2 separate regions of the Homo sapiens genome follow, and region 2 is linked to region 1. Evidence: chromatin loops called from intact Hi-C (ENCODE). Cell type or tissue: A673. All regions are shown on one strand. Links, peaks and the distances in the headings refer to the core of each region. The heading gives the core; the rest is flanking DNA. Region 1 overlaps LRBA (LPS responsive beige-like anchor protein). Region 2 overlaps LRBA (LPS responsive beige-like anchor protein).

Region 1 (16,032 bases), core at 5,351-10,350:
ACAGGTCAAAACTGTTTAAGTTCAATGGACATTTTGGGAACCACTTGCAATGAAATTACTGAGGGTAGCGGGGATAATCGGAGGCAGAGCAGAGGCTTTACATGTGGCTCACAGAATCGATCTTTTTATGTCTCTGTAGTTACACTGTATACATCATCCTGGATCACAGCAGAGCCAAAGTGACAACATCCCACAGAAAGGAAAGGCAAAATCCCTCCATATCTGTGTACATTTCTGTTTGGAAAGCCTAGAAACAAAATCTTGGAACCATATAACTCATTCTCACTGCAGTGTTCTCAGAAATCTGCCCCTCCCAACTACTTGTCAGCCCACATAGTTAATACCCAGGGAGAAATAATCAGCTCAAACAAGATGATTCTGGCCATATGTTACTTTTCAAAGATGCCAAAACTATCAATAATCTCTCATTGAAGTCTCTAAACCAAACGAAGAACAAGAAAAAAAAATCTTCTGAAAAATATCAAGTTAATTCTTCTGATAAAAATTTGCAATAGTTAAGGGATACAAAAAGTCTTTACCTTTGCTTTCTGAGATAGTAGGATCTCCCAAAGGCTAGACCATAAAGCAGAACAGATTCCCTTAAGAACCTTTTAAAGTCTTACTGCTTGAAAAATTGTCATGGCCTTCAATAATGCTGAGAGAAAAATTTATCTTGCTGCTAGTTTAAGGGACTACATTTCAAACTCTTCTTAAAGAAAAATAAAAAGAGAAAGAGGACAGACTTCTAGGACTGCTTTGAAAAGCTTGAGCAATTACTTCAAAGGAAAGGGTGTCTTTGTCCAGAGAGCACGTTTATGACTACTGATGCAAATCCTAACCAAAGGCTGAAAAGGATACCCAGTGCATCTTTATGGATGGCCTTAAAGGAAGATGAACAAGTCAAATGAGATTAAAGACAGCCCAAATTCTGCTGCAAATACCAGGGCACATCAGGTTTTACAGAGGCACTTCTCTCAGTACGTAATACTAGATATCAATACCAACTTACAGAGACAACTATAACAACCTAACTTGCATTTAAGCAACACAAGATCTCTATACTAACCACTTAGCATTTATATTGGACTTATGTTTTATTTATTTATTTTTTATTATACTTTAAGTTTTAGGGTACATGTGCACATTGTGCAGGTTAGTTACATATGTATACATGTGCCATGCTGGTGCGCTGCACCCACTAACTCGTCATCTAGCATTAGGTATATCTCCCAATGCTATCCCTCCCCCCTCCCCCCACCCCACCACAGTCCCCAGAGTGTGATATTCCCCTTCCTGTGTCCATGTGATCTCATTGTTCAATTAAACACCAAAAGCAGTGGCAACAAAAGACAAAATTGACAAATGGGATCTAATTAAACTAAAGAGCTTCTGCACAGCAAAAGAAACTACCATCAGAGTGAACAGGCAACCTACAAAATGGGAGAAAATTTTCGCAACCTACTCATCTGACAAAGGGCTAATATCCAGAATCTACAATGAACTCAAACAAATTTACAAGAAAAAAACAAACAACCCCATCAAAAAGTGGGCGAAGGACATGAACAGACACTTCTCAAAAGAAGACATTTATGCAGCCAAAAAACACATGAAAAAATGCTCATCATCACTGGCCATCAGAGAAATGCAAATCAAAACCACAATGAGATATCATCTCACACCAGTTAGAATGGCAATCATTAAAAAGTCAGGAAACAACAGGTGCTGGAGAGGATGTGGAGAAATAGGAACACTTTTACACTGTTGGTGGGACTGTAAACTAGTTCAACCATTGTGGAAGTCAGTGTGGGGATTCCTCAGGGATCTAGAACTAGAAATACCATTTGACCCAGCCATCCCATTACTGGGTATATACCCAAAGGACTATAAATCATGCTGCTATAAAGACACATGCACACGTATGTTTATTGCGGCATTATTCACAATAGCAAAGACTTGGAACCAACCCAAATGTCCAACAACGATAGACTGGATTAAGAAAATGTGGCAAATATACACCATGGAATACTATGCAGCCATAAAAAATGATGAGTTCATGTCCTTTGTAGGGACATGGATAAAATTGGAAGTCATCATTCTCAGTAAACTATCGCAAGAACAAAAAACCAAACACCGCATATTCTCACTCATAGGTGGGAATTGAACAATGGACTTATGTTTTAAAACATTAGGTGAAATATTTTAACACCACTTGGCAGAATAGCAAACGTTTTCATTAGTTGTGTTTCTTTGGTGCCCTCGCAACATTAAGTATATTTATCAAACAGACTCCGAACCACTTAAAATTACACCTGAAAGAAGAGAAAAGAGGAATTTCTCTAGTATCTTGCTCATAAATATCCAGTGAGAAGAATATTTCATAAGGCCTATATCCATTTAGGAAAACAGGTGACAATCCAGGTACAAATAGATCTGACATGTATTTTCTGGCAAACTTGTAGTTACTTTATAAAAAGTGAATGAAGTTCTTGGTGTTTTGGCGTCATCTCCTTACTCTTATGAAAATCAGATCACTTTGAAATGCAGTATAACGTTTTCACTTGTAGGTTAAATATGTTGTTATTAGCAGAGTGAATCCTCTTCATTCCATTTTCTCAATACCATCTATTAGGAAATGAAGCGGGATTAAACATTTTCCTATTCCTAGTTTTGTACAACTAAAATTATTTCTTCCAATTGATACTTAGTTTAGATGACTCCTGGCTGGGCCAGAAAATCACATATCCCACTTGTTCACCCATTCATTCCTTCACTCCTTCATTCACTTAATAATATTTATTGAGTTTGTATTCTTAAGATATGTGAGGTACTATGGAAATAAGGAAAGGAGTAAAACACAGCCTTTTATTTAAAAATAACTTGATTTTAAAGGATCATTGGATCTGGTTTTGTCAACTGTACTATAAACCTGCAAATTATAATTATAAATATCTATGCTTGTAAAGGTCAACATAATAGTACTGAAGTCCATACCACTTGTAACAACTAATTTTGTATGCAAAATCAATATTTAACAATAATTAACATGCTTAAAGACCACCAATATAATTTTCTTCATTAGTAAAAATGTATCATCTGAACTTTTATAGAGGAAAATCAAAATATAAAACCTGGCTTTATAAAAAAAGTAATAATTTCAATAGAAAACAAATTAAGAAATAAAATATATTTGTTTAAAAAGCCCAAATACATAATGAACTTATTAGGCATATAGATTATAGATAAAAAACAAAAATATATTATACAATATATGCCAGTCATTTCCTAAAGACGGATACCTCTATTTTACATGTGCCTTTTGTACCATTTAGTTACAATTGATTACTACAAAACATTCATGTGAAAACTGAATACTAAGCTTTCTCATGCGGCTCACCATAATGGTAAATCAAGAAAGGAAATGGCTTTGCTAAAGCGGAAATGAGCTTAGATATTAAATGTTTCTTAAACCTTTTCCATTAACTTCCTAGTTTTACAATGGAAATTATACTGCATTTTAATTATGCTTAGAAAAACTACTTGAAATTTGTCCTATACATTTCATCTTCACCAAATCTTTTCCCTTCCCCTATTCATCATGGTCTCTTTGGTGAAAAATCACAATTTGATTAGACATATAGACTATAGATGATAAGCCATAGCTGCATTTAGAGTACAACAACCATCAGACAGGAAATTTTAGTAGCAACTTCTTGTAAATAATATTAGAAGTATTAATGCAAGACAAGATAATGTTGGTACAAAGAACAACTGTAAGTCCTTGGTATATAACATTTCTCCTCTTCTCTCTATGATACATATAAATGTTGGTAACACGGGAATCACCCTCTAAGACTAAGGTTGACCCTTGAACAACATAGGTTTGAACTGTATGGGTCTACTCATTTGTGGATTTTCTTCTGCCTCTGCCATTGAGACAGCAAGACCAGCCCTCTGCTTCCTCAGTCTACTCGGTGTGAAGACAACGAGGATGAAGATCTTTATGATGATCTACTTCCACTTAATGCATAGTAAATATATTTTCTCCTTACGATTTTCTTAATAACATTTTCTTTTCTCTAGCTTACTTTATTATAAGAACACAGTATATGATACATATAACATACAAAATATGTGTTAACCAACTTTATGTTATCAGTAAGGCTTCCAAGTCAACAGTAAGCTATCAGTAGTTAAGTTTCTGGGGAGTCAAAAGTTATATGCATGTTTCTGACGGTGTGGGGGGTTGGCACCCCGACTCCTGTGTTGTTCAAAAGTCAACTGTACATTAGAAAATGGGTTTATATGAGTGTGTACCTGCAAGTGTATACTTAAAAGTATACCCCTTAAATGTATATTTGAAAAATACAAAATCTTACCATGACATGTACTGTCATAAGAACTCAGTATAATACAGTTGTCTTTTTGTGTCTCTCGCAAATACTAAGAATGCTTTAGTGATAGGATTGCATCAACTTCTCTATAGCTGATATTCTAATTAAATGTATAGTTTAGATAACTCTGACCTAGACTGCCTGAGTTTAAATCTAGGCTCCAGCACTTGCTAGCTATGTGAGCTCCCTTGGGCAAGTTTCCATAATTCTAGTAAGGAGATCCTAAAAGTGTCAAGGCCCAGGGCAGAAAGTAAAGGCATATTTATAATTTCTCCATGCCTCATCTATAAGTCAAGGATACTAACAGTAGATACCACACAGGGCTACTGTGAAGATTAATGAGTTAATATGTAAAGCACTCAGGATGGTGCCTGGCATGTAGTGAGCACCCATTAGTATCATATAAGTAGTAGTAGCAGCAGGCCAGGCGCAGTGGCTCACGCCTGTAATCCCAGCACTTTGGGAGGCCAAGGTGGGCGGATCACAAGGTCAGGAGATTGAGACCATCATGGCCAACATGGTGAAACCCTGTCTCTACTAAAAATACAAAAAAATTATCTGGGCGCGCTGGCGCCCACATGTAGTCCCAGCTACTCGGGAGCTAAGTCAGGAGAATTGCTTGAACCTGGGAGGTGGAGGTTGCAGTGAGCCAAGATCCCACCACTGCACTCCAGCCTGGTGACAGAGAGATACTCTGTCTCTTAAAAAAAAAAAATAGTAGTAGTAGTAGCAACAGAATGATCCCTTTTTTCACTCTGTTATAAACACTCCTTTCATTGAAAGTATATTTCATCCTATGCTGCATAAAAGCTAATTAGAGATGGTTCTCTCCTTGATAATTCATATAAATTCTGATACAACTACTAATATTTGGCAGCCTAGAGGCTAACAGTGGGGAGTGAAGGTACAGTACAGTAATTTGGTGCATTCCCCAAATTAAAATAGCTTTTTTTTTTTTTTTTTTTTTTTTTAAGACAGGGTCTCACTCTGTTGCCCAGGCTGGAGTGCAATGGTGCAACCACAGATCACTGCAGCCTTGACCTCCCTGGGCTAAGGTGGTCCTCCCACTTCAGCCTCCTGAGTAGCTGGGACTACAGGCACCACACCCAGCTAATTTTTTTTACTTCTTGTAGAGACAGCGTCTCCCTATGTTGCCCATGCTGGTTTTGAACTCCTGGGCTCAAACAATACCCTTGTCTTGGCCTCCCAAAATGCTAGGATTATAGGCATGAGCCACTGTGCCCGGCCTAAAGTATCTTTATTGTCTCTGATTATCAAGGTAGTACATGCTCATTATAAAACATTCAGATACTTCAGTAAAGTATGATGAAGAAAATGAAAAATTGCTTCCAAATCCCACTACCTATAAATAAATGTTGCTAATATATGTCTTGTGATCATTTCATACTTTTTCTATGCATAAATGTACATAGAATACAAGTGTATACACATATAGGCATAGGTACTTACATATGTAGCTTCGTGATCTTTTACACTTAGCAATACAAAGAGTGTATCCCTCCATGTCAATATTACAAATTTATAGTATCTTTGTTAATGCCTGTACAGGACTTCATTACATGGACATATCATTACTATACTTAACTAATGTGCTTCTTTTTTCCTACTTGCTTGAGACTTCATTTGTTGTTTTCCCATGGAGGGGCTTGGTCTTTGGTTCTAGGTAAGCTATGGCTCCTGTAGCTGCATATGAGTGTCTGGTAACATAAACATGGTAAAATTCTACCCCCCAAAAAGAAAACAGGTAGAAAATTTGCTGAAGTGAAATCTTATTCAGATTTGTTGCAATGCAACATTGTCTGATTTTTATGAATATAAATTAAAACTGAAAATTGGTTTTATCTATTTATCCTAAATACCCAAATTATTTAAAATTCTTTATAATACATCCTCCTTAACATTTTTAATGTTCTTTTGTTAAAAATACGTAAGTAAGGGACTCTGAAAACTATAGAGGAGTTTCATATCTTTAGCTATTAAACACTCCTGACCCCACTCACCCAAAGGAAATAAGGCAGTCTCTCAGTTGTGCAAAGTTACAAGCTACAAGAATGAAAGCTTAAAAAGCTCAACAGTCATGCAGCCTTAAGCCACAAAAGGCAGAAACAATTCAGAGAATTTTTTTCCTATATAAAAACACTTCAAATCCAAAATCTGAAGTCTTATCAAACACATTCATTTTCTCACTTGAATGTGAAAAAAATTACTGTTAAAAAATTACCAGATAAATGAAATGTAATGATATACTTAGATAATGGCCCTGTTAAAAGACCAAGAAAATCAATTTTTAAAAATTTGTTAACACTTATAAACTTCTGCTCTGTAAAGCGATATAAATGAGCATAGCACATAAAAATTGAGGTAACTAGAAAAAATAGGGTTTAACTGTTGCTTCGTAAAAAAAAAATCAGAGATTTAAATATTGAATTTCATATAAAAATGGTTATCTTTTCATAAATTATCAGTAATATCTAGAGTAAAATGTGAGTTACATAGGCACAAAGCTGTCGTAGAATTTCTCTTACGAAATGAGCGTTTTTGGAAGGTAGTAAAGTCAGTCTACTATGTTGTTCCAGGAAGCTTTAATTAAGTGTATCCTTGGTAGTTCTACCAATAATGTTATGGACCACCCCCCCGCGCCCACCCCCACCGCCGGCACAGAGTTCTGCAATATTTTAAAAGCAGAAGAATCCTACGTTTAGTTGACTAGAAGGAATTTTTACTTTCTTAGACTAATGCCAACTATTGTTTGAAATTAAATTTCCCATATGAGCATAAAGTGTCAAGACAACTTTCTTTGGCATGGCACTATTAAAAAGGTCTACATATGAAGATACTCAATCTGAGGGTATAAATCATCAATTCTTCTGTTCTCATATTTATATGGCTATAACCTATGGGCTGAATGGTACAGTCATTTTTCTCTGCAACCAAACAAGGTAAATAAATGTGATATATTGGCATATCACCCCACCACTCTGCATATGGTGCACATTAAGGTTGTATTCATTTGCCATATGAATATAATTCCTTTTTACCACATCTACTATTAGTTACAAGCAGTAAATACAGAGTTGTTTTGCTGGAACTTGAGGGCCTGCATTGCATCATGGAGCACTAAACATCCTGGACCTTCTGGAGAATTTCATAGACATACTTTTAATGTCACCTGAACTTGAACACTGCCAACATACCATTTGAAAACGCTTCTTGATAAATGCTTCAAGGAAAAAATAAAAATACAGGGTAGCTGTAGTGTGACAGTACATTCCAAATGCAGGCCCAGAAGGGAAGGTCTTGATGAGACACACACAAGAACTCTTGTTCCTGACAAAGGATCAGATCAAGAGTCATATCCAGGTATAAAATGGTTTCTTGTTTCAAGCATTACTTTCTTATTCAGAATCTAGTGAACATAAGGAACCTAAACATAAAATACCATCCAAATAACTTCCTCAACGGTAACTTATTGAAGAGCTGTGATCAAGAAGCTAACAAGTTTATTTCATCACCAACTGTGGTGCTTTGTTTCATTAGGCAAATATTGTGCTTGCTTTTTCCTTACACAAAATATTTATCGTACAGTTGCAAATCCAGGTTAGGGTAGGGTAAAAGGAGGAGTAAAGTGATTTCTTTTTAAGAACTCATATGGTTCAACACAAATGTACATACCTTGACATTTGTGACCCTTAAATAATATATCACAGGCAATTAAAAACAAAGTACACCTGTCTTAACCAAGTACCAATTTTCATGTTTCCCAACATTAAGTCCCCAAATGCATCCAGCAGATGGTGCTCTAGGACACCTACTTACAGAGAGTAATATTGTTTATATTACATCCACCTAAATTTTGGCAAGACAAAGAATAAGAATTTATCAGTAGCTTCAGTAAAACATACTAGGCTTCACAATAAAAAGGACATAATTCCTAAATATGTGTACAAAAATATGCATACACATAAGCACATGTGCACAGAGGCAGCCAGTAAATAATTCACACCTGGACATGTTATGATACTACTTTTCTTACAGACTTGATGAGTAGTCTATGTGTATCAGTAGTATTTATAGTCACATGGCAAGATCATTCTAAATTCATTAAAAAAAATTTAGAATGCCTTAAAGTTAGAATTCATTTTTAATTATAGCAGGAATGTCTCATTAGGGTGATACTAGTAAAATTAACAACAGTAGGATTTACGGTAATGACTTAAGTGATTGATGAGCGTATAACAAAATGAAGTTTTAGACAGAGAAAAAGCAGGGCAGCTATGGCATACAGTACTTTAAAAAACAGCTCTGTGGTCTGTTAGTGCTAGCCTTATGGTTAATAAAACCTTCTTTCTAATTAACGGTGCTGAAATATTCTTAAAGAACAGAATCTTGTTGTTATGAAGAAAAGTTAGGTTTTTTTCTCAGTAGACGCCAATCCCATAAAGGAGAAAGCTGACATAGATTAGCATGTCTGATTGCAATGAGGAAAAGAAAAAAAATGCCACCTTTCAATCAAATCAAAACCAGAATGCGAGAATGGAAAATGTATTACTGAAATACTACACACACAAATCTGTGCAACACCCTCACAGTTAGCAACCATTTGCTTCTGAAGCTGATCGAATGTGGCTTTAAAAGATATTATTCAGATATCTAAAAATACCTAATAAACATTTAATTTTTTAAATCCATGTTTATGAATATAAAAGTGAATAAATAATAACTGTTTTGTATATATTCATCTTGCTTATCTAAATAAGATCATGTCAAAGTTTAAAGTATTTATTTATCAATGGAATGCACTGGGGAACATTTTCTCCAAAATTTAAAAATGTACAGTCTGGAGAGCATTATTCTGAAGGTGAAATAACTATCTCAGGAAAAGCACTTTGGTGACAAGGCTCAGTCCTAAAACACAGAGTACTAGGACAAGGAGAGAGAGATGCCATGCTTTCATGTACAAAACATCTCTCAGTGAAATATTCTTGGTTAATTTCATTTTTTAAATCCCTAATTAAATGGAATCCTATATTCATTTTTCTTCTCATTGAAAAAACTGCATTCCACAGGAGATAATTATTACAAAACAATAGAGTCAAAGATGAAAAACTATCTGGTATACAGGAAAATAAGCCTTTTGCTATGTAGTCTAGGCAGGCTTCATAAAACATTTACACTTTTTAAAGCCCCAAATTACAGTATTTATAGGTTTTACACTTGATCTTAGCCAAAAGGCTGAGAAGCGATGTATTTATAGGTTTTATCCAGTTTGAATTAGCCTGAGATTGCCAAAGCAGTATGTATATTAATATTAGATAATATGATATTTTTAAAACTTTGTCATACAGCTATCAACTTTACATATAACATCAATATTAGATATGGAAAAAACAGTGTATGTAGGCTTATGACCCTAGAAAGTAAAATGACTACCTATTCCCATGATTTTTTAAATAAAAAAACCCTGAGATAGACCTATAAAATGCAGAAAAAGCAATAACCTGGTTTTCTTTTATCTATTTTCCCTTCAAGAAAGAAAAAGTCTACAATAAAAAATTTAAAGTTGAGGTATTAATGTGCATTTATAGAACATATTGCAATTATATGTATATACACGCTTCACCACTTCTTAAAGGTCATTTACATTGTATCTAAGAGGTACAATATAGGAATACACATAACCTAAAACCCTTCATCTGAAAAGCTCTGACTTCAGCAGCTGCATTGTGGAACCATCAATGAGCCAGAGGCTTATAAAATCCGAACCAGCTTGCATGAATGTTTGAAACAGTTTACACACGGTAACAATGTCTTTGTTTTTGTTTGTCATTTTCTTTTGAAAAGCGTAGATTGCATTTTCCATTTTTCTATTCTAATATGTGTAAATTCTCATTATAAGAAAAAGTGCCTATTTGTCTTTCTCCTGGATTCATCTTTCAAAGCTGAAGCAAAATTAAATCGGGGCATCAGACATTATACAGGGGCTTGAAAGGATAAGGTTCACTTTGAGAAAGGTAATTTAATTCAGTCAAGATACATTACAATTTTCTAAAATTTTTATTAGATGTGCTGTTATATTATTCTTTTATTGTTTTTCTTTTCATTGCTAGCATTACTAGGAGGTAATGTCCACCATACTGCAGACAATGAGAGGGTATAGATGAAGTACGCTATGAAAAATATAACATTATAATATTTACTCTAATGCCAACAAGATGGTGTTTTGTGGTGATTTATTTGCTCTAATCATCCTGTGCTTCTGATAACACCTTAACTCAGTTCTGTTGTTGCTTTCATTTTACAGACAAGACAGAAGGACCACAGCAAAGCTTGGAACTTAGATTTTTTTTTTACTACAAACCCCAGGATTTGTTCAGTCCTACTTAATTCGTTTTTTAAAGGCCATGCATGTAAAAACAATCTCTAGGTTGAGTTACAAAGTATTTAAACATATGAAAATATATTTAAATGTATACATATATCATGATATATATCATACTTTCTTCCTTTGCGAAGAGCTGAAAATTCCTAACTTTAAGGCATACTTAACTTTCTGAAATGCAATAGTAATTACATACAAGTGTAGCTAATAGGTCTTTAGCTGCTTTTTAGAATACACATTGGTAATGACGGTGTATAACATAGAGAACATGATTAAGTAAAATAAAACAAGAAACCAAGAACCCAAATATCTATGTGTGTTCAGATTTCTTTATGTGCATGAAATACCTTACATTTTTAAGGCAAGAAAAAGTTCTTAAATATTTTGAGATAAATAGCAAAATGGTAGATTTATTATCAATTTTAAATATAGGTTTGCCTGAGATAATTGAGTGAATCTCGGTAACTGGATTTACAGAAACCAGAAAAAAGAAATTGAAAGGAGTCACTTATTCTAAGAGGACAGACAGGAAGAAGGACCAGAATATTGTGTTCATGATGAAAAGAACATGGTACTTTTCAAAAGAATATGAAAAACAAAATCCCTGAAATTTGCATCTTTGTAATTTCTATTGTAATTACAGAGATGTCTGTATAAATGTGAAATACATGTACACCTACTCCCCGACATATACACACACTACAATTTGATCACAAAGTCTGTATTATCAATAGCATCACAGGCTTAACATTATTTTTCATATCCTATTTGCATAGGAAATTATCCCTTTTTTGATTAAAACAGGAAATATCTATTAGACGTTCATTGAATAAAAACTGTATTTACCTATCACATCAAAGTCTATAATGTACATAATAAGAAACAGCTTTGAAAAATACTTCACACACACTTCTTTTAACATTATACTAGCATTTGACTAAATGTTTTGAAAAAAAGGTTCATTTTCATACAAATATTATACATTTAAGAACAGCTTTGAGAAGTCAATCCAAGATATGATGGACTTAAACATATTTAGACCATTTCACAATCTGGGGTGGAGTGACAGAGCAAGGACCGGGTATTCAGGTAAAGTCATCAGGAAGAATGTGATCCTTCCTTAACCAAATACATTGCAACTTGCCTTAAATTAAGAAACTGTAAATATTTAAGAGCAGTTAAAATGCTCTACCTTCTGAAGTAAAAATCTAAAGCTATTCTTGCAGGAATTCTACAGTGTTGTCATAATCATTTTAATTAAATTCTCATTTTTCAGGTGGTCCCTTTAATTGTTTTTTCCTACTTCTTAATGTGTTTTTCTAAAGCCATTTCTTTTCTGCAGCTGTGTGCGATTGGTTTTAATGGTAGCTGCTTCCTTTTTTGCCTTCTGTGAATTACAATTTTAAATGGTTACACATTTTTTGTTTTACTGCCTTCAGCATAGTTTCATAAAGATGTTTAAGGCTGTTGGTGAACATTTTCATTTCCCATCTGAAAAACCAAGAGCCAATTTGAGTATTCCACATTGGCCTTTTATGACCTGTTTTATCTTTTTAATACATAAATGAAAGCATAATTTTATCAAGACTAGTTTGTTTCTATGAAATTATTATTTTTATTTTGTTCTTTTAAAATATGAATTCAATAAACAAGGTAATATGTGATTGCTCTTTTATGCTGTATCTTCATGAATAAAAACTACTTTATTTGGTGACAGCTATTTCCAATGAAGAACTAGAATTTTTGGATCATAAGAATAGCCTATAATATGAAACATAAGATTTCATGCTTAGATTTTAATTATCAATGGTCACAAAATTGATAATGAGGCTATTTGGATCATTCTTAAATTATAATAAATAAAAAATACTTGATAATCCTGTCTCACTTTTACCATAACAAAAAGGTAACTTTACTGCAAAATGTTATTCTCTACATCCTTGTAAAAGTTTACTTAAAAAATGAGTCATACTTACTGCCTGGGTTATCTCCAATCCCACTGCATTTTCCATTCCAATACCACAGCAAAAGAGTTGCATCACGTGACCCTGAGAGAATGTAGCAATTTCCCCCAATATATGACTCAGAACGAGCAAGGCAAGTGACGACATCCCAATGGCCAAACACCACTTGGATCAATCTTCCTGTAATGCAAAACAATTTTCTTTAAAAATGCTATTAAAAAAATAAAAATTCTAGTGAACAGATAACTTGTAAAACAACGAAGCTATATGAACTCTGATGGTCATAATTCAGATTTTATAATAATTTGACATGGTCCAACCTAACAGTTTTCTTTGCATGCTAACAAGAACAACAAAAAAACAATTGAAAATTGTTAACATTTTTGAAAGGCATGTGTTAAAACTATTTCAACAAATAATACTTGAGGACCATGGCACTGTATCATTACAAATGGCTTCTATAAATTACAAATGAATCATGTTTACTGATTAAAGCAGGCCCAGGAGAACCCTTTTGGAACCATTTTAACACTTTCTTGAGTTACTCTATATGATTCAAAATTAAACTTAGTTGCTTTTCTGTAAAAGTACTCATAATTTAGATGTCACTAATAAAAACCTATTTCTGATTTACTGAAGATTTAATGTATTTCTTGTTTTAAGTGATCTATACAAAGACAATATAAGACACTTTGGAGAGCTTCTACCTTTTCAAATCAGGATTATATGGAAATTATGATGAAAGAACTAATATATTGTGATTGCAATTTGAGCCAGGTGATTCTTTGTCTTAATTTTCTGATGAAAATTCCTTGAGGGTGAAATCAAGATGGTAATGACTGGGGACAAAGGAGAGGAACCCAGTAAACTTACTATATATCTAGGGCTTCAAACACAGAACAGTTGTTCATGTAAAGGTGTCAGAAAAAAAGTAAAGCCCTCACCCTTTTTTGTTATTTTTATTTATTTATTTTTTTGAGGCGGAGTCTCGTTCTGTCGCCCAGGCTGGAGTGTAGTGGCGCGATCTTGGCTCACTGCAAGCTCTGCTTCCCAGGTTCACGCCATTCTCCTGCTCAGCCTCCCAGGTAGCTGGGACTACAGGCACCCACCACCACCACGCCCGGCTAATTTTTTGTATTTTTAGTAGAGACGGGGTTTCACTGTGTTAGCCAGGATGGTCTCGATCTCCTGACCTTGTAATCCACCCGCCTGGGCCTCCCAAAGTGCTGGGATTACAGGCGTGAGCCACCGTGCCCAGCAGCCCTCACCCTTTAAGAATCTTTGTTTAACCAGATATGGTGGTAGTAATTCACACAAACTTGTCTAAACAATTAAATAGCTGTGACAGACCCCCATTCCATCTTTAGAATTTCTAGCTTACATATTTCCTTTGAAATGTCTACAGAGTCTACAGATGAATGCCATACAATGTCTACCCTTAATATTCAGCATGGCTTTCTTTTTCTTTAAATAAGTTTTTATATTTCGATTATAAAATATAATTCCGATGTTCAAGAAAAAAAGGCTACTAAGCTGAAAATTAAATTAATATGCCTAAATAGGTTATGTGTTTAACCCGTAATACATTGTAAACTTCTTAAAAGGTTAAGGTCCCAAGTACTGGCATATCAAGTGTATTTAACTTTTCAAGATAATAAATATAAGATAATATTTACATTAAATTTTTAAAATTCTTGATTTTAATAAATCTAAGGCTTATTATGAAGGCTGAAAATTTAGAAATAAAATTCTGAAATATTATCTAAATCAGATGGAAAAGTCAAATACATGTTTTCATTCATGAGTGGCAGTCTTGCATATAGCCTACTTCTAATAAATTTAAAATCAGATTCACTTCAATCTCAAGTTGCAAAACTAATATAGTACTTTTTTTCTCCTGTGATTAAGGGAGAGCAGACTTCAAAGCAAGTGTCTCTAGCTGCTAAATGTTCAAGATGTTCACTTTTGAATTTCTTCAGCCTTTTAAGTTGACACCAAAACATTTCATTAAAAAATAAGCTTATATCAATAAAGAATAAAAAAGAATCCAAGACCTTCAAGAACTAAAAAAAATTGAGCAAATTAAATGTGAAATATATAATAATTTTTACTTCATTTCCAATTTACATGACAAACAGAATGTGGAGGTTCAGTGGTAAACTGGCGGGGATCAGATTACACGCAGGCCTTACATAGGATAAGACAAAAGTTAGGTAGCTGAAAGCAGTCTTATTAATAACTAGAAAATCAAAGGTTAAATCCATGTATTTTAACTACTGAAAGAAATACATCATATATACATCATACATCATGAATACATCATATAGTGATGTGATCATAGAGTATATATATGACTTCTGCTTTAGCCTATGCCTAAATGCTGAGAGCACATAAAATATAGGTGTGATTTAAATAGATTATGTATGGGCAGGCTTATTTCAGATTTGAAACCCAACAATCAGTGGGTTGTAGGAGTGAGGAGGAGTGAAATAACTAACCAGGTACTTGAGGTAGACGACATAGAGGAAACCCAGGTGTTCTTAGTGCAGTAGGAGGCTTGCAAAGAACAGCTATTCACTTGGTAACTTAATTTCCAACTCATGTGAGGACAAAGGGAAAAAATGTAGCTGTAAAGGTGGGATGGATTAAATATAGGGGCAGAGTTTTACAAGAGTCACATGGTAATTCTCATGAGTTGAAGTCACTGCTCTGTTTCTCCAATGTCAGTGTAAGGAAACATACATTCAGTCATGGTGGTTCCTTTTCAAAATTTTTAGTGTTTTGATTGTTTTCCAAAAAGTTATCACAATTAGTTTTCATTCAACAAATACTTAGCACCTATTAAGTGCCAAGCATTAGGCCTTCTTACCTGTATACAGTGGTGAACAAATAGACATGGTCCCTGCCCTCATAGCCTTTACAGTCTTGTGGGGCAGACAGTCATTAAACAAACCCAGACTGGTATATAATTATGAATAGGGATGAGTATTATAAAAGAACAAGGTTGGATTAATGACAATAACAAGATAGAACAAATTTACACTGGGTGTCAGGGAAGATCTAAATGAGAGAGTGACATTTAAGCAGTTACATCTAAAGGGTTTTATATGTTAACACAAATTAACTTTATTCTTTACAATTTATACTTTGGGCTCAACTCTGGAAAACATTATTTTTTTAAGTTTACTTTTTCCTGTTCTGGCAGCCTTCCTCAGCAATATTTGTTATTGCTATAAGGTTGAGGTTCACTCCTCCTAAATAAATCACAGCATATAAA
Region 2 (16,032 bases), core at 6,664-11,663, 660 kb after region 1:
CTATACTAACCTGAAATAAAAGTGACACATTCCATTTTATCAATTATTTTAAAAAGATCAGAGATCAGAATGTGTCTTATAATCAATGGCATCTAAAATTACAATTGCAGGGTTTTTTCCTAATGCTGCATAAAAATAATGACAAATCTTACAACTTGGCATCTTAGACTTGAGGAAACACAATAGATAATAAGACCTACCTATAAACAACAACAAAAATCTACAAAGTACTCTAACCATAATAAAAGAAAAATAATTAAAATACTTTTCAGTATTTTTTCCATATATAAATCCTTGTAAATAACCAAATAATAAAGTAGTTAGGTCCTGGTAACTATATACAGAATCTACATTAATGTATGTTACAGAAACAAGGCACAGTGATTCAGGTGTGTATTAGATATTCAAATACTATTATATTCCAATTAGACGTGATTTTTAATTCTTCATAAAGTTCCAAATAAAACAAAGTATGATTTTTTTCTTCTTTAAAGCTTACTTATGTTTCTAAAAAAACTCAGCATATGTTAAAAGTATTCAAAAAGTTTATGCTGATATGGAAAATGAAATTAAAGTCTAATAAGTTCAGGAGAACAGAGGATATCACACCTTGCTGTTTGCAAATGTATCTTCCATTGCAAGGTCCTTAGCAGCCTTAGTCCAGAACACTAAGTGTCCACTACCAACTCCAAATCATTCTAAGAACCAAAAATACTCACCAAATTTCCTAAACACCTCCAAGGAGCAGTACTGGTCTCACTGAGAACTACTCATGATTGGACAAGGAAAGATGTTTAAGATACATGATTAAAGGAAAAAAAGCAGATATGTACAAAATAACCTGTTGTATATGTGTGTGTGTGTGTGTGTGTATGTCTATAGAGAGAGAGATAGGTAGAGACAAATGAAGACAGATGCTGATACATATAAAAATGTGTAGGATGTATATGGGTGTGTGTGCTGCAAGAAGGGCAGACAATAAACTATTAACAATGGCTACCTCAAAGAAGTGGGTTGAGGAGAGGGAAATTAGACAGTCAGTCTTTCATTTTCACTTCATACTTTTTTAAATGAGCATATACTGCTTTAAACAATAAAAAAAAGGACTTTAAAAAATCCAAGTAGTAAAGGCCATGTCCAACATCATTCCCAAGAGCCTGTCTCTTTGCCTGTGTCTGTCAATGTCTGCCTGAGCCTCATCCTGACCGTCTATAAGGCCGTCTGTTTCTCTCTCTCTTTCTCTCTGTGCGTGGGGTGGGCGGGGTGGAGAGGGTTTCTGTACCTATCTCTCTCTGGTTCTTGGTATCTGCATATCTCTTCTTTGAGTGTGTCTCTCTTGAAATTATGTGTATCTGTGCTTTACTCTCTGAGTATCTGTCTCTCTGTGTATGCATGAATGTCTTCCTCCCGGAGCACAGACGGAAGCATGGGCCTTGACCTCCTCCCAGTCTTAATGCATTCATCTTTATATCTCTGTGTATGTGTCCATCTTCCACTTTCTCACTTACAATTATTTTGCTTCCTTTCCTCTTCTGTTTCCCTGACCCCTCATCTCCCTCCATCAAGCCCTTCGCCCATCTTGTCTTCCTCTACTACCTCCCCAACTGTTTCCATATAAGCAAAGTTCACACTGCTAGAGTGTTAATGTGTTCATAGCCCTGATAAACTCTCTTCAACTGGATCACAAATGATCATTTCTATCTGAAGAGCGTATCTGAAGAGTTCTGTTAGTTACAAAATAACATGCTAACTAAATTAAAATTAGGGTAACTAATCCTTATTTTAATAATAGAACAACTCAGCAGAAGATCAACATGAAAAACAGAAGAGGTGAACAACACTATAAACCAACTAACCTCACGAACATCTATAGGATATTTATTCTCCAGGATAGACCATGTTACTCATCCATAAAACAAATCTCAATAAATTTAAAAGAATAGCTCCCTCTCCCTCTCTCCCTCCCCCTCCCCCTCCCCCCCCTCTTTGCACGGTCTCCCTCTGATGCCGAGCCAAGGCTGGACTGTACTGCCGCCATCTCGGCTCACTGCAACCTCCCTGCCTGATTCTCCTGCCTCAGCCTGGGAGTGCCTGGGATTGCAGGTGCGCACCGCCACACCTGACTGGTTTTCGTATTTTTTGGTGGAGACAGGGTTTCGCCGTGTTGGCTGGGCTGGTCTCCAGCTCCTACCGCGAGTGATCTGCCAGCCCGGGCCTCCCGAGGTGCCGGGATTGCAGACAGAGTCTCACTCACTGAGTGCTCAATGTTGCCCAGGCTGGAGTGCAGTGGTGTGATCTCGGCTCACTACAACCTCCACCTCCCAGCCGCCTGCCTTGGCCTCCCAAAGTGCCAAGATTGCAGCCTCTGCCCGGCCGCCACCCCGTCTAGGAAGTGAGAAGCGTCTCTGCCCGGCCGCCCATCATCTGGGATGTGAGGAGCCCCTCTGCCTGGCTGCCCAGTCTGGGAAGTGAGGAGCGCCTCTTCCCGGCCGTCATCCCGTCTAGGAAGTGAGGAGCATCTCTGCCCGGCCACCCATCTTCTGGGATGTGGGGAGCGCCTCTGCCCCGCCACCCCGTCTGGGAGGTAAGGAGCGTCTCTGACCGGCCACCCCGTCTGAGAAGTGAGGAGCCTCTCCGCCCGGCAGCCACCCCGTCTGGGAAGTGAGAAGCCCCTCCACCCAGCAGCCGCCCCGTCTGGGAAGTGAGGAGCATCTCTGCCCGGCAGCCGCCCCGTCGGGGAGGTGGGGGGCAGCCCCCGCCCGGCCAGCCGCCCCGTCCAGAAGGTGGGGGGCCCCTCTGCCCGGCCACCCCGTCTGGGAAGTGAGGAGCCCCTCTGCCCGGCCGCCACCCCGTCTGGGAGGTGTACCCAACAGCTCATTGAGAACGGGCCATGATGACGATGGCGGTTTTGTCAAATAGAAAAGGGGGAAATGTGGGGAAAAGAAAGAGGGATCAGATTGTTACTGTGTCTGTATAGAAAGAAGTAGACATAGGAGACTCCATTTTGTTCTGTACTAGGAAAAATTCTTCTGCCTTGGGATGCTGTTAATCTATAACCTTACCCCCAACCCCGTGCTCTCTGAAACATGTGCTGTGTCCACTAAGGGTTAAATGGATTAAGGGCGGTGCAAGATGTGCTTTGTTAAACAGATGCTTGAAGGCAGCATACTCGTTAAGAGTCATCACCACTCCCTAATCTCAAGTACCCAGGGACACAAACACTGCAGAAGGCGGCAGGGCCCTCTGCCTAGGAAAACCAGAGACCTTTGTTCACATGTTTATCTGCTGACCTTCCCTCCACTATTGTCCTATGACCCTGCCAAATCCTCCTCTCTGAGAAACACCCAAGAATGATCAATAAATACTAAAAAATTTTTTAAAAATTAAAAAAAAAAGAACCTAGACTCAGAAATCAAAAAAAAAAAAAAAAAAAAAGAATAAAAGGAACACCAAGTATATCATTTGACCATAAGGGAATAAAACTAGAAATCATAACAGAAAGAAATTTTGGAAACTCAACAAATATATGGAAATTAAACAACACACTCCTAAATAGCCTATATAAAAGAATAAGTGAAGAAAAAAAATTAGGCTAGGCACAGTGGCTCACACCTGTAATCCCAGCACTTCAGGAGGCCAAGGCAGGTGCATCACTTGAGCCCAGAGTTCGAGAATGGCCTGAGAAACATGGTGAAACCCTGTCTCTACAAAAAACAGAAAAATGAGCCAGGTGTGGTGGCACATGCCTGTAGTCCCAGTGTCTCAGGACACCTGTGAGGATCACCTGAGCCTGAGAGGTAGAATCTGCAGTGAGCCACCATCACACCACTGCACTCCAGCCTGACTGAAAGAGTGACACACTATCTCATAAAAGAAAAAGGAAAGGAAAAAAAGAAAATAGAAAATACACTGAGATGAATGAAAATGAAGATACAACATGACAAAATGTATGGAATGTATAAAGCAGTGTTCAGAGGGAATTTATAGCTGTAAATGCCTACTTTAAAATAGAAGAAAGATACTAAATCAACAATATAACCTTTGAACATGCATAAAAAGAAGGAGCCAAGCCATGTCCGGTGGCACCCACCTGTGGTCTAGCTACTCAGGAGGCTGACGCAGGAAGATTGCTTGAGCCCAGGAGTTCGAGGTCAGCCTGGGCAACACAAGGCAAACCCCCATCTCAATAATAATAATAATGACGTAGGCCGGGCGCCGTGGCTCACACCTGTAATCCCAGCACTTTGAAAGGCCAAGGCATGCAGATCTCCTGAGGTCAGGAGTTCAAGACCAGCCTGGCCAACATGGTGAAACCCCATCTCTACTAAAAATACAAAAATTACCCAGGTGGGGTGGTGGGCGCCTGTAATCCCAGCTACTTGGGAGGCTGAGACAGGAGAATCACTTGAACCCGGGAGGCAGAGGTTGTGGTGAGCCGAGATTGTGCCACTGCACTCCAGCCTGGGCAACAGAGAGAGACTCCATCTCAAAAATAATAATAATAATGTAGCCTTCCATCTTAAACCCTACAAAAGAAGCGCATAGTAAACCTAAAGCAAGCAAAAGGAATAAAATAATAAAGATTACAGAAGAAATGAATGAAACAAATGAGAATAAAATGAAATTAACAATATAAAATTAGTGGTATTTTTAAAAATAAAATCAATACAACCTGGCTTCTTTGGTCCTTCAACAACAACAACAAAAAAATGAAATTGACAGATTTTTAGTTAGACTAACCAAGAAGAAAAGAGAAGACTCAAATTACTAAAATCAGAAATGAGAGTGCATTACTACCAACCTTACATAAATGAGATTATAAAGACACACTATGAACAATTGTATGCCAATAATTAGACAACTTAGATAAAAGGAGCAAATTCCTCAGAGGGATACAAACTACAGAAACTGACTCAAAAAGAAATACAAAATACAAACAGACCTACAACAAGAATTAAATTAGTAATAAAAAAATCAACTCACAAAAAACAAAACAAAAAAAAAACTTAGGCCCAGGTGGCTTCACTGGTGAATTCTACCTAACATTTAAAGACAAATTAATACAATTCTTCACAAACTCTTCCAAAACACTGAGGAGGAGAGAACACATCCCAGCTAAATCTATGAGGCCGGTACTAACCTTATGCCAAGATCAGACAAAACCATCACAAAAAAGAAAACTACAGACCAATATATCTTATGAATATGAACACAAAAATCCTCAACAAAATACTAGCAAACCAAATCCAGGAACATATAAAAACAGTTATACACTATGACTAAATGAGATTTATTCCAGGAATGCAAGCTCAGTTTAACATTCAAAAATTAATAAATGTGATACACCATAAAATGAAAAACCACATGATCATCTCAATAGACAAAAAAAGCATCTGACAAAATCTAATACCTTTCATTATTAAAACACTTAACAGACTAAGAATAGAAAGAAACTTCTTCAACCTGACAAAGGGCATCTATGAAAATCCCACAGCTAACATCATACTTAATGGAAGTATCACTATGAACCAATTAGGTATTTTATCTTAAAATACATATACACACACATATACACATACACACTCACACATAAATATGTAATGTGTGTGAGTGTGTGCGTGTGTGTGTATGTGTAGTTTTATCAACTGGAAAGGGGTACAAACAATGACCAACACAATAACAATGAACATGCTTACTGCCCAGATTGTGGTCTTGAAATACCATTTCTCACTAAAAATCAGGGCTTCTTGAAGGAGTAGCTTGTATTAGTCTGTTCTCACACTGCTAATAAAGACATACCTGAGACTGGGTAATTTATAAAGGAAAGAGGTTTAACTGACTCACAGTTCCACTCCCCAGTGGAACTGGGGAGGCCTCACAATCATGGCTGAAGGTGAAGGTGGAGCAAAGACATGTCTTTGCAGGCAAGTGAGCATGTGCAGGGGAACTCCCCTTTATAAAACCACCAGATCTCATGAGACTTATTCACTATCAAGAGAACAGCACGGAAAGACCTGCCCCCATGATTCAATTACCTCCCACTGGGTCCCTCCCACAACATGTGGGAATTGTGGGAGCTAGAATTCAAGATGAGATTTTGGTGGGGACACAGCCAAACCATATCATTCTGCCCACGGCCCCTCCCAAATCTCATATCCTCACATTTCAAAACCAATCATGCCTTCCCAACAGTCCCCCCAGTCTTAACCCATTTTAGCATTAACTCCAAAGTCCACAGTCCAAAGTCTCATCCAAGACAAGGCAAGTCCCTTCTGCCTATGAATCTGTAAAATCAAAAGAAGCTAGTTACTGCCTGGATACAATGGGGGTACAGGCATTGGGTAAATACACTCATTCCAAATAGGAGAAATTGGCCAAAACAAAGGGGCTACAGGTCCCGTGCAAGTCCAAAGCCAGTGGGACAGTCAAATCTTAAAGCTCCAAAATGATCTCCTTTGACTTCATGTCTCACATCCAGGTCACACTGATGCAAGAGGTGGGTTCCCACGGTCTTGGGCAGCTCCGCCCCTGTGGCTTTGCAGGGTACAGACCCACTCCTTGCTGCTTTCACGGCTGGCGTTGAGCATCTGCAGCTTTTCGAGGTGCACAGTGCAAGCTGTCAGTGGATCTACCATTCTGGGGTCTGGAAGATTGTGGCCCTCTTCTCACAGCTCCACTAGGCAGTGCCCCAGTGGAAACTCTGTGGAGGCGCTTGTACCCCACATTTCCCTTCCACAGTGTCTTAGCAGAGGTTCTCTGTGAGGGCTCCACCCCTGCAGCACACCTCTGCCTGGACATCCAGGTATTTTCATACATCCTCTGCAATCTAGGTGGAGGTTCCCAAACCTCAGTTCTTGACTTCTGTGCACCCAAAGGCCCGACACCACACATAGGCCATCAAGGCTTAGGGCTTTCACCCTCTGAAGCAATGGTGTGAGCTGTATATTGCCCCCTTTTAGCCACAGCTGGGATGCAGGGCACAATGTCCCCAGACTGCACAAAGCTGCAAGTCCCGGAGGCCAGCCCACAAAACCACTTTTTCCTCCCAGGACTCCAGGCCTGTGATGGGAGGGGCTTCTGTGAAGACCTCTGACATGCCCTGGAGACATTTCCCTATTGTCTTGGCAATTAACATTTGGCTCCTCTTTACTTATGCAAATTTCTGCAGCTGGCTTGAATTTCTCCTCAGAAAATGGGTTTTTCTTTTCTATTGCATCATTAGGCTACAAATTTTCCAAACTTTTACACTTTGCTTCCTCTTGAATGCTTTAGCACTTAGAAATTTCTTCCACCAGATACCCTAAATAACCTCTCTCAAGTTCAAAATTCCACAGACCTCTAGGGCAAGGGTAAACTGCCGCAAGTCTCTTTGCATGGCAAGAATGATCTTTACTCCAGTTCCCAACAAGTTCCTCATCTCCATCTGAGATCACCTCAGCCTGGACTTTATCGTCCATTTCACCATCAGCATCTTGGTCAAAGCCATTCAACAAGTCTCTAGGAAGTTTCAAACTTTCCCACATTTCCCTATCTTCTTCTAAGCCCTCCAAACTGTTCCAACCTCTTCCTGTTACCCACTTCCAAAGTAACTTCCACATTTTCAGGTATCTTTACAGCAGCACCCCACCCTACCATTACCAATTTACTGTCCGAGTCTGTTCTCACACTGCTAATAAAGACATACCTGAGACTGGGTAATTTACAAAGGCAAGAGGATTAACGGACTCACAGTTCTACATGCCTGGAGAGGCCTCATAGTCAAGGCTGAAGGCAAAGGAGGAGCAAAGACACATCTTACATGGCAGCAGCCAAGAGTGTGTGCAGGGGAACTCCCCTTTATAAAACCATCAGATCTCGTGAGACTTATCCACTATCAAGAGAAGAGCAGGGGAAAAACCCACCCCCATGATTCAATTACCTCCCACTGGGTCCCTCCCACATGAGACCTACAATTCAAGAAAGATTTTGGTGGGGACACAGCCAAGCCATTATGATAGCTGGTTCAAGGTCTGGAACTAGAAATGAAAATATGAGCCTGAAATATCTTGCCATAAAAATAGCAGAAACATGATCAAAGTCTAGTAGGGTTGTACCAAAAGGACTCAGGAATCAACCTGAAGAAGTGCCTACTGGCCAAAAATAAAAGTTTGAGGTTCAATAAAGTAATAATAATTGCCATCAAATATGTTTAAATCCTTTAATTCATAATATTTCAAAAAGACAATAACAACGAATTGGTCTCCTGTAGAGGATAAGAAGAGAAATGGCTGTTACTTACAAAATTAATGAATAAAAGGAATGAAACTGTTCCAATTACATATTTATATAATATTTATATAATATGTAACATAGTGTAAATCTAATATACTTATTATATTATCTATAATTATATATAAAGAACATATAAAAAGTATATAAATATATAAAAGAATGTAAATACACAAAGAATATATTTATAAATCTATATAAAGTATACATAAATATATAAAGTGTGTGTGTGCATGTACGTATACATACTTTTTTTTTTTTTTAAGAAACAGGGTCTTCCCATGTTGCCCAAGCTGGCCTTGAACTACTGTGTTCAAGGAATCCTCCTGCCCCAGCCTCCCAACTAGCTGGGGCTACCGGTGTGTACCACCATGCCTGGCTTATCTATGTATTAACTGTGCCACTGGATAACTAAATACAACTGGATAATTAAATACATCTTTTCATAGAACTATTCCATTTAATACATGAAAAAATATATATAATATCATCATTATTCAGACTCCAGTGATTTAATGGATCTAGATGTTGAGAATCAACAGCTGATAACATTATAAAAAGAGACAACCTGACATAAGAGCCTCCGGATGACAGAACACAGCACCACCTAGAGTCTAGCCAAAGGTATGGAAGCCAAATCTTCTGGAATCAACTTCCAATTTGCAGGAAATACGGAGGACACAAGAACATGTTAAACTACACCATGAATATGCACTTAACAAAATCCAGACCATGGGAAATGCTAAATGTCAAAAGGTCCAGGTTTTTTAAAAGGTCCAGGTTTTTTTAACAGATAGAATGACCTGAGACTTAAAAAACGTGTTTTTTAAAACTAAGAAAAACTAAATTATAGATAAGGGATGTATTATTAGATTACATAATTACAAATAAATAAAAGAAAGTGATTACTGTAAAAGTCAAGATAGAGGTTCCATTTGAGGGAGAGAGGCAGTTGTAATTAGAGGGATTCTAAGATGACTGGCAAAATTCTATTTCTTGACCTACATGGTGGTTTAAAGGTAATTATTTGCCCTTTAGTTTTATATTTGTTTTGGTTTGGTTTTTCAATAGTTACAGTTTTACAATAAAAATTTTTATGAGAAAGTTCTGTCAATGGTTAATTTCATATTTTAAAACATCTATATTCAGGCAATGCAATTCCATCATAAAATTAGTAGTTTCAGTTTTTGTAAACTTGTAACTCACAGCCTGTATTAAATACATATAACACATTTCTTTCAGTGACTCCTAAGAAGCTTCTGATGCATAACTAACCTCCATATGTAAGTCACCTCAAAACAGTAACAGTGCTCTCAAGCTGCCTCAGGGAACATGGCGCCACCTCTCTGCTGAGTTATGTATAGCCACTTTGGCCGCCCACTGCATCCTGATGGTGATGGGGGAGACAGGCTTTGATTGCCAGTCACACCCCTCTATCCTCACCCCATATTGGCTGTGGCTGTAGATGAGATTCAGCTGTGGGTGGCCTCAGCTCACCAACCACTGCCTTGGTTTTGAGGGTCAAACCCAGGCTCAAACAGGTGGGGGAGGAGGATAAACAGCCATATTCACAAATGCATTCTTGAATCACTGAATCTATGTGAAATAATTAAACAAAAGAGAATGTCCTTAAAAAGAACTCATATTTGCAGGCCTAATCTTCACCCAAGAGATCTTAAAATGCTATCACCTTATGCATAAGAGCTAAAGAGAAATACTGCAAGGCATCATGATATCCTGAGAAAACTTAAAGCTAAGACAGAAGAAACAGAGATTAGCCAGAAAAAAACAAAGTCTAGAAAAATCAACATTGATATATTTCAAAAGATTTAACAGCTGCAGAAAATGAGTTTCAAAAACAAAAAATACTATTTTTAAAAATACCAGTCTTATTATTTTTATTAGAAAGGTTAGGAGGATAGAAGAGAAGCAAGTAGACAAGCTGACTCTAAATTTCTCTAGGAAAAGTAAGCAAACAGGAATAGCCAGGAAGCTGTGAAAAAGAAGTGCAACAATGGGAAGCTAGCTCCATCAGAGATTAAAACATAATATGAAATAAAATAACTTTTTTAAAAAGCGGTAGCAGTAGATGAATGTCTGCTAGATGAAGAAGAGAACAGAAAGTCCACACATAGTGCCAAAGACAACAGGAAATTATCACACCATAATAATAGCAATTTTTAGAGCACTTACTTGTGCCAGGCACTAAGAATCTTATGTATATTAAATGTCTGACTACTCCATGAGATAGGTACAATTATTGTATTTTTATTTGAGGAAACTGAGGCATAGACATATGAAGTAACTTGCCCAAGATCTCAGAGGCAAGAAGTGGTGCTGCTAGAATTTCAACCTAGGTAATCTAGCTACAAAGTCCACACTCTTAACCTGTACGCACTATGGTTTTTCTGTTTTTCATTCAGGTGACATCTCAAATCATGGAGGAATAATAAACAATTCAATAAACAGCATTAAATTGGAATTCAATTTTTTTCTACATATGTTCAAATGGACATTTGTAGAAAAAATAAATTGGCCCATATTTCAAATCAGGAAAAATTTCAGGCCAGACACAGTGGCTCACACCTGTAATCCCAACACTTTGGGAGGCTGAGATAGGAGGATTGCTTCAGTCCAGGTGTGCAAAACTGGTCTGGGTAACATGGGGAAACCCCATTTCTACAAAAAAATGCAAAATTAGCTGGGCATGGTGGTGCTCACCTATGATCTCAGCTACTCAGGCAGCTGAGGTGGAAGGATCACTTGAGCCCGGGAAGTCCCAGCTACAGTAAGCTGTGATCACACCACTGCAATCCAGCCTGGGTGACAGAGTGAGATGGATAAATACCAGAGTGATAAATACCATCAAAATAATACAGGAAAGCATAGAACTTTAAGGAAGTTCTGAGTAAGAAAAGCCTTTCTATGTATGATTCAAAACCCACTAACTATAAAAGAATAGCACAATAAATTCAAGCTACATAAAAATAAAAAGCTTTTGGCTGGGCACAGTGGCTCGTGCCTGTAATCCCAGCACTTTGGGAGGCTGAGGTGGACAGATCACTTGAGGTCAGGAGTTCGACACCAGCCTGACCAACATGGTAGAACCCTGTCTCTACTAAAAATATAAAAATTAGCCGGGCGTGGTGGCATGTGCCTATAATCCCAGCTACTTGGGAGGCTGAGGCAGAAGAATTGCTTGAACCCAGGAAGCAGAGGTTGCAGTGAGCCGATATCACACCACTGCACTCCAGCCTGGGTGACAGAGCCAGACTCTGTCTGAAAAAAATAATAAATAAAATTTAAAAGAAATAAAAATAAATAAAATAAAATAAAAAGCTTTTTATTAAAAAAAAAAACACCACTAGTCAAGTCAAATCAATCCCTTTAAAATAAGAAGCTTCTAGAAAATAACAAAAACATCAACTCAATATAAAAAGGGGCAAAGTAACATGTTATTTAACAATGAATTTAATCCCTCTCCCTCTCACTCTGCCTCTCCCCCTCCCCCTCCCCTTTGCACGGTCCTCGTCTCCCCTTTGCACGGTCTCCCTCTGATGCCGAGCCGAGGCTGGACTGTACTGCTGCCATCTTGGCTCACTGCAGCCTCCCTGCCTGATTCTCCTGCCTCAGCCTGCCGAGTGCCTGGGATTGCAGGCATGCGCCACCACACCTGACTGGTTTTCGTATTTTTTGGTGGAGACGGGGTTTCGCCCTGTTGGCCGGGCTGGTCTCCAGCTCCTGACTGCGAGTGGTCTGCCGGCCTCGGCCTCCTGAGGTGCCGGGATTGCAGACAGAGTCTCGTTCACTCAGTGCTCAATGGTGCCCAGGCTGGAGTGCAGTGGCGTGATCTCGAATCGCTACAACCTCCACCTCCCAGCCGCCTGCCTTGGCCTCCCAAAGTGCCGAGATTGCAGCCTCTGCCCGGCTGCCACCCCATATAGGAAGTGAGGAGCGTCTCTGCCTGGCCGCCCATCGTCTGGGATGCGAGGAGCCCCTCTGCCTGGCCGCCCAGTCCGGGAAGTGAGGAGTGCCTCTTCCCGGCCGCCACCCCGTCTAGGAAGTGAGGAGCATCTCTGCCTGGCCGCCCATCGTCTGGGATGTGAGGAGCCCCTCCGCCCGGCCCCCCAGTCTGGGAAGTGAGGAGCGCCTCTTCCCGGCAGTCATCCCGTCTAGGAAGTGAGGAGCGTCTCTGCCTGGCCGCCCATCATCTGGGATGTGGGGAGCGCCTGTGCCCCGCCGCCCCGTCTGGGATGTGAAGAGTGCCTCTGCCCTGCCGCGACCCCGTCTGGGAACTGAGGAGTGTCTCTGCCCTGCCGCCACCCCTTCTGGGAGGTGAGGAGCGTCTCTGACCGGCCGCCCCATCTGAGAAGTGATGAGCCCCTCCGCCCGGCAGCCTCCCCGTCCGGGAAGTGAGGAGCGTCTCCGCCCGGCAGCCGCCCCGTCCAGGAGGTGGGGGGCAGCCCCCGCCCGGCCAGCTGCCCCGTCTGGGAGGTGGGGGGCCCCTCTGCCCAGCCACCCCATCTGGGAAGTGAGAAGCCCCTCTGCCCGGCCGCCACCCTGTCTGGGAGATGGGGGGGCCCCTCTGCCCAGCAGCCCCGTCTGGGAAGTGAGGAGCCCCTCTGCCCGGCCGCCACCCCGTCTGGGAGGTGTACCCAACAGCTCATTGAGAACGGGCCATGATGACGATGGCGGTTTTGTCGAATAGAAAAGGGGGAAATGTGGGGAAAAGAAGGAGAGGTCGGATTGTTATTGTGTCTGTGTGGAAAGAAGTAGACATAGGAGACTCCATTTCATTCTGTACTAGGAAAAATTCTTCTGCCTTGGGATGCTGTTAATCTATAACCTTACCCCCAACCCCGTGCTCTCTGAAACATGTGCTGTGTCCACTAAGGGTTAAATGGATTAAGGGCGGTGCAAGATGTGCTTTGTTAAACAGATGCTTGAAGGCAGCATACTCGTTAAGAGTCATCACCACTCCCTAATCTCAAGTACCCAGGGACACAAACACTGCAGAAGGCGGCAGGGCCCTCTGCCTAGGAAAACCAGAGACCTTTGTTCACATGTTTATCTGCTGACCTTCCCTCCACTATTGTCCTATGACCCTGCCAAATCCCCCTCTCTGAGAAACACCCAAGAATGATCAATAAATACTAAAATAAAAAAATTAAAAAAAATGAATTTAAAAATGAGCAAAGGATACAAATGGATAATTCAAAGAAAATATGGTCAACCTTAGTCATAAGGGAAATGTAAATTTAAATTCTGATTAATCATCACTTTTTCACCTATTAGACTGGCAAAAACCACAGCTGCTAATACTGTTGGAGATGCTACAGAGGCACTTTCATAGAGTTCTGGAGGGAGAATAAATTAATATAATCCCTGGGAAGGCAGTTTGGCAATATAAACCAAAATTATAAAGGAATAAAACCTTTGACCCAGCAATTATATCTCTAAGAATCTATCCTATAGATACAATTACATTAAGTATGAAATAGTATATGTAAAGATTATTTATTGAAGTATTATTAGTAATAACAAAATACTGGAAACAACCCAGTAAACAGGGGTCAAGACAACCATGGTTCATCTATGCAATAGAATACTTATATAGCTCTTTTAAAAATACAGAAGCTCTGTATAAAATGCTTTAGAAAGACAAATAAGAAAAATTATCAGCAAAGAAAAAGCAAGATGTAGAACAAGGGGTACAGCATGCCACCTTCTGTACAATGAACAAGTGAAACATACAAGTATTTACATTAGTTTATAAAAGCCTAAGAAAATTTAGAAGGATACATGAGCTGCTAATAATACTTTTCAGGTTTTCTCTCTATCGTCTATATATCAATCATTCATCCATCTACCTATCTATTTATTTGAGACAGGGTCTCACTCTGTTGTCCAGGTGGCAGACTGCAGTGGCGTGAACACAGCTCACTGTAGCCACAACCTCCTGGGCTCAAGGGATCCTCCCGCCTCAGCCTCCTAAGTAGCTGGGACTATAGGCACATACGACCATGCCCGGCTAATTTTTTTTTTTTTTTTTAATACAGATGGGGTTTCACCAAGTTGTCCAGGTTGGTCTCAAACTCCTGGGCTTAAACAGTCCTTCCACCTCGGCCTTGCAAAGTGTTGATGTTACAGGTGTGAGCCACTGGGCCTGACCTAGGTTTTCTTAAGCAGTGACTAAATTAACTGAAGGAGAGAGATGAGCAAGGGATAATGTATGCTGGAAACAAGGAGAAAAGAGGTCATAGAGAGAGATTTCATTAAATACATTCCTATTTTTGACCTGTGTTAAAATGTTTCAAAGTCATATATTTGACAGACCAGAAACAATACCATCCCACAGGTACTGGATGAGATACCCCAAATAATATGTTAATATCAATAAAGATAGTGTTTTGTACATGATCCATCTTCATTTTCGTTTTTGACTATGGTATTATGTGAAATTTTGCCCCTGGAGAAAGGGAAGTACATATTGGAGACTGCAGTGGAAGATGGTAGAAAAGAAGTGAATCAGCAACTTATGAGGCAAATGCATTAAAAGCAAAATACCCAAGTGGTATATTTGTAGCTCATTCTCTTAAGTGCTACATCTTACTGCTTGTTTTGTATTGCTAGTTCATTCTTTTTTTTTTTTTTGAGACGGAGTCTCGTTCTGTCACCCAGGCTGGAGTGCAGTGGCATGATCTTGACATACTGCAAGCTCTGCCTCCCAGGTTCAAAGCCATTCTCCTGCCTCAGCCTCCCAGGTAGCTGGGACTACAGGTGCCCGCCACCACACCCAGCTAATTTTTTTTTTTTTTTTTTTTTTGGTAATTTTTGGTAGAGACGGGGTTTCACCATGTTAGCCAGGATGATCTTGATCTCCCAACCTCGTGATCCGCCCGCTTCGGCCTCCCAGAGTGCTGGGATTACAGGCGTGAGCCACCGCGCCCGGCCGCTAGTTCATTCTTAATTATTCAAATTAACTAAAAGGCAAATCAGGATGCTTTCTAGATAATTTTTTGTATTATAAAACCAAGAAGGTAAACAGTGCTAGTTTAAGCATTTGGCTGAGTTAACAGATTTTTCCCAAACAAGAGCACACTGCAGCCTGTATTTCTCAAAACATCTATTACTATTGCATGTCATCCATCAGCATAAACAAATGGAAGTTCAAAAAATAGGGCTGAAACAAGACAGCTTTGGTAAGAATTAATATTTAAATGTCTTCCTCAGTGTCGTGTCATCAGGAATCCCAGGCTGAGGCCCAGAGACAACCTCATGGCCTTGAAATCTAAACAACATAGAAACATAAGCCTTCACTATCTCTTATTAGTTATTTGAGATCTACTATTTACTCCATAAACTTAAAATATCAAGTAAACACTGGTTTTTAATAAAAGTCTAATTTAATTTGTTTTAAATAGTAGTTAAAAAACCATTAACACATTAAGGACATAAAAAAAATTCCTCCTTGAAAAATAACTCCAATTTAATTCAGAACTCTAATGATAGCACATTATTACCACCACCTCAAGCTTCTCAAGACCATTTTAACTATGTAATAACCCCTGAACAAAAATCATCATGGCTTCTCATCACCTACAGAATAAAATTTTAATCACTTGGGCAACAACGCAAAATGTCAAAAAGTCTCACTTCCCATGTTGTCCCTATACAATCCAGTCCAGACTATTTATTATATCCAGAAGGAGTTTTAATATTCTACTCCCTTGCCTTTGCTCTCCCTCCCTAAAATTCAAAGTT

Evidence for each region. Peaks named below come from ENCODE experiments on the same cell type or tissue, not always from the same donor. Only the 100,000 strongest peaks of a DNase experiment are listed, where the experiment ranks them.
Region 2: it touches region 1 in a loop (2.5-fold over the local background); 6 of 110 quality-filtered maps call a loop at or near these places.

The regions. Positions count from the first base shown.
Region 1 is chr4:150,289,858-150,305,889 of GRCh38, forward strand. It overlaps LRBA (LPS responsive beige-like anchor protein), which reads right to left. Exons shown (of 57, transcript NM_001364905.1): 53 at 12,768-12,935. Among named protein-coding and RNA genes, the nearest start is that of DCLK2, 220 kb to the left of the region's middle. In A673, for the core only: a CTCF peak has its summit at 8,210 (motif pointing right); a DNase peak (open chromatin) is centred at 8,214.
Region 2 is chr4:150,951,404-150,967,435 of GRCh38, forward strand. All of the region lies in intron 2 of LRBA (LPS responsive beige-like anchor protein), which reads right to left. Among named protein-coding and RNA genes, the nearest start is that of LRBA, 56 kb to the right of the region's middle. RefSeq lists enhancers at 2,830-3,450, 11,825-12,655, 12,656-13,486. In A673, for the core only: CTCF peaks have their summits at 8,872 (motif pointing left), 9,620 and 9,827; DNase peaks (open chromatin) are centred at 8,878 and 9,598.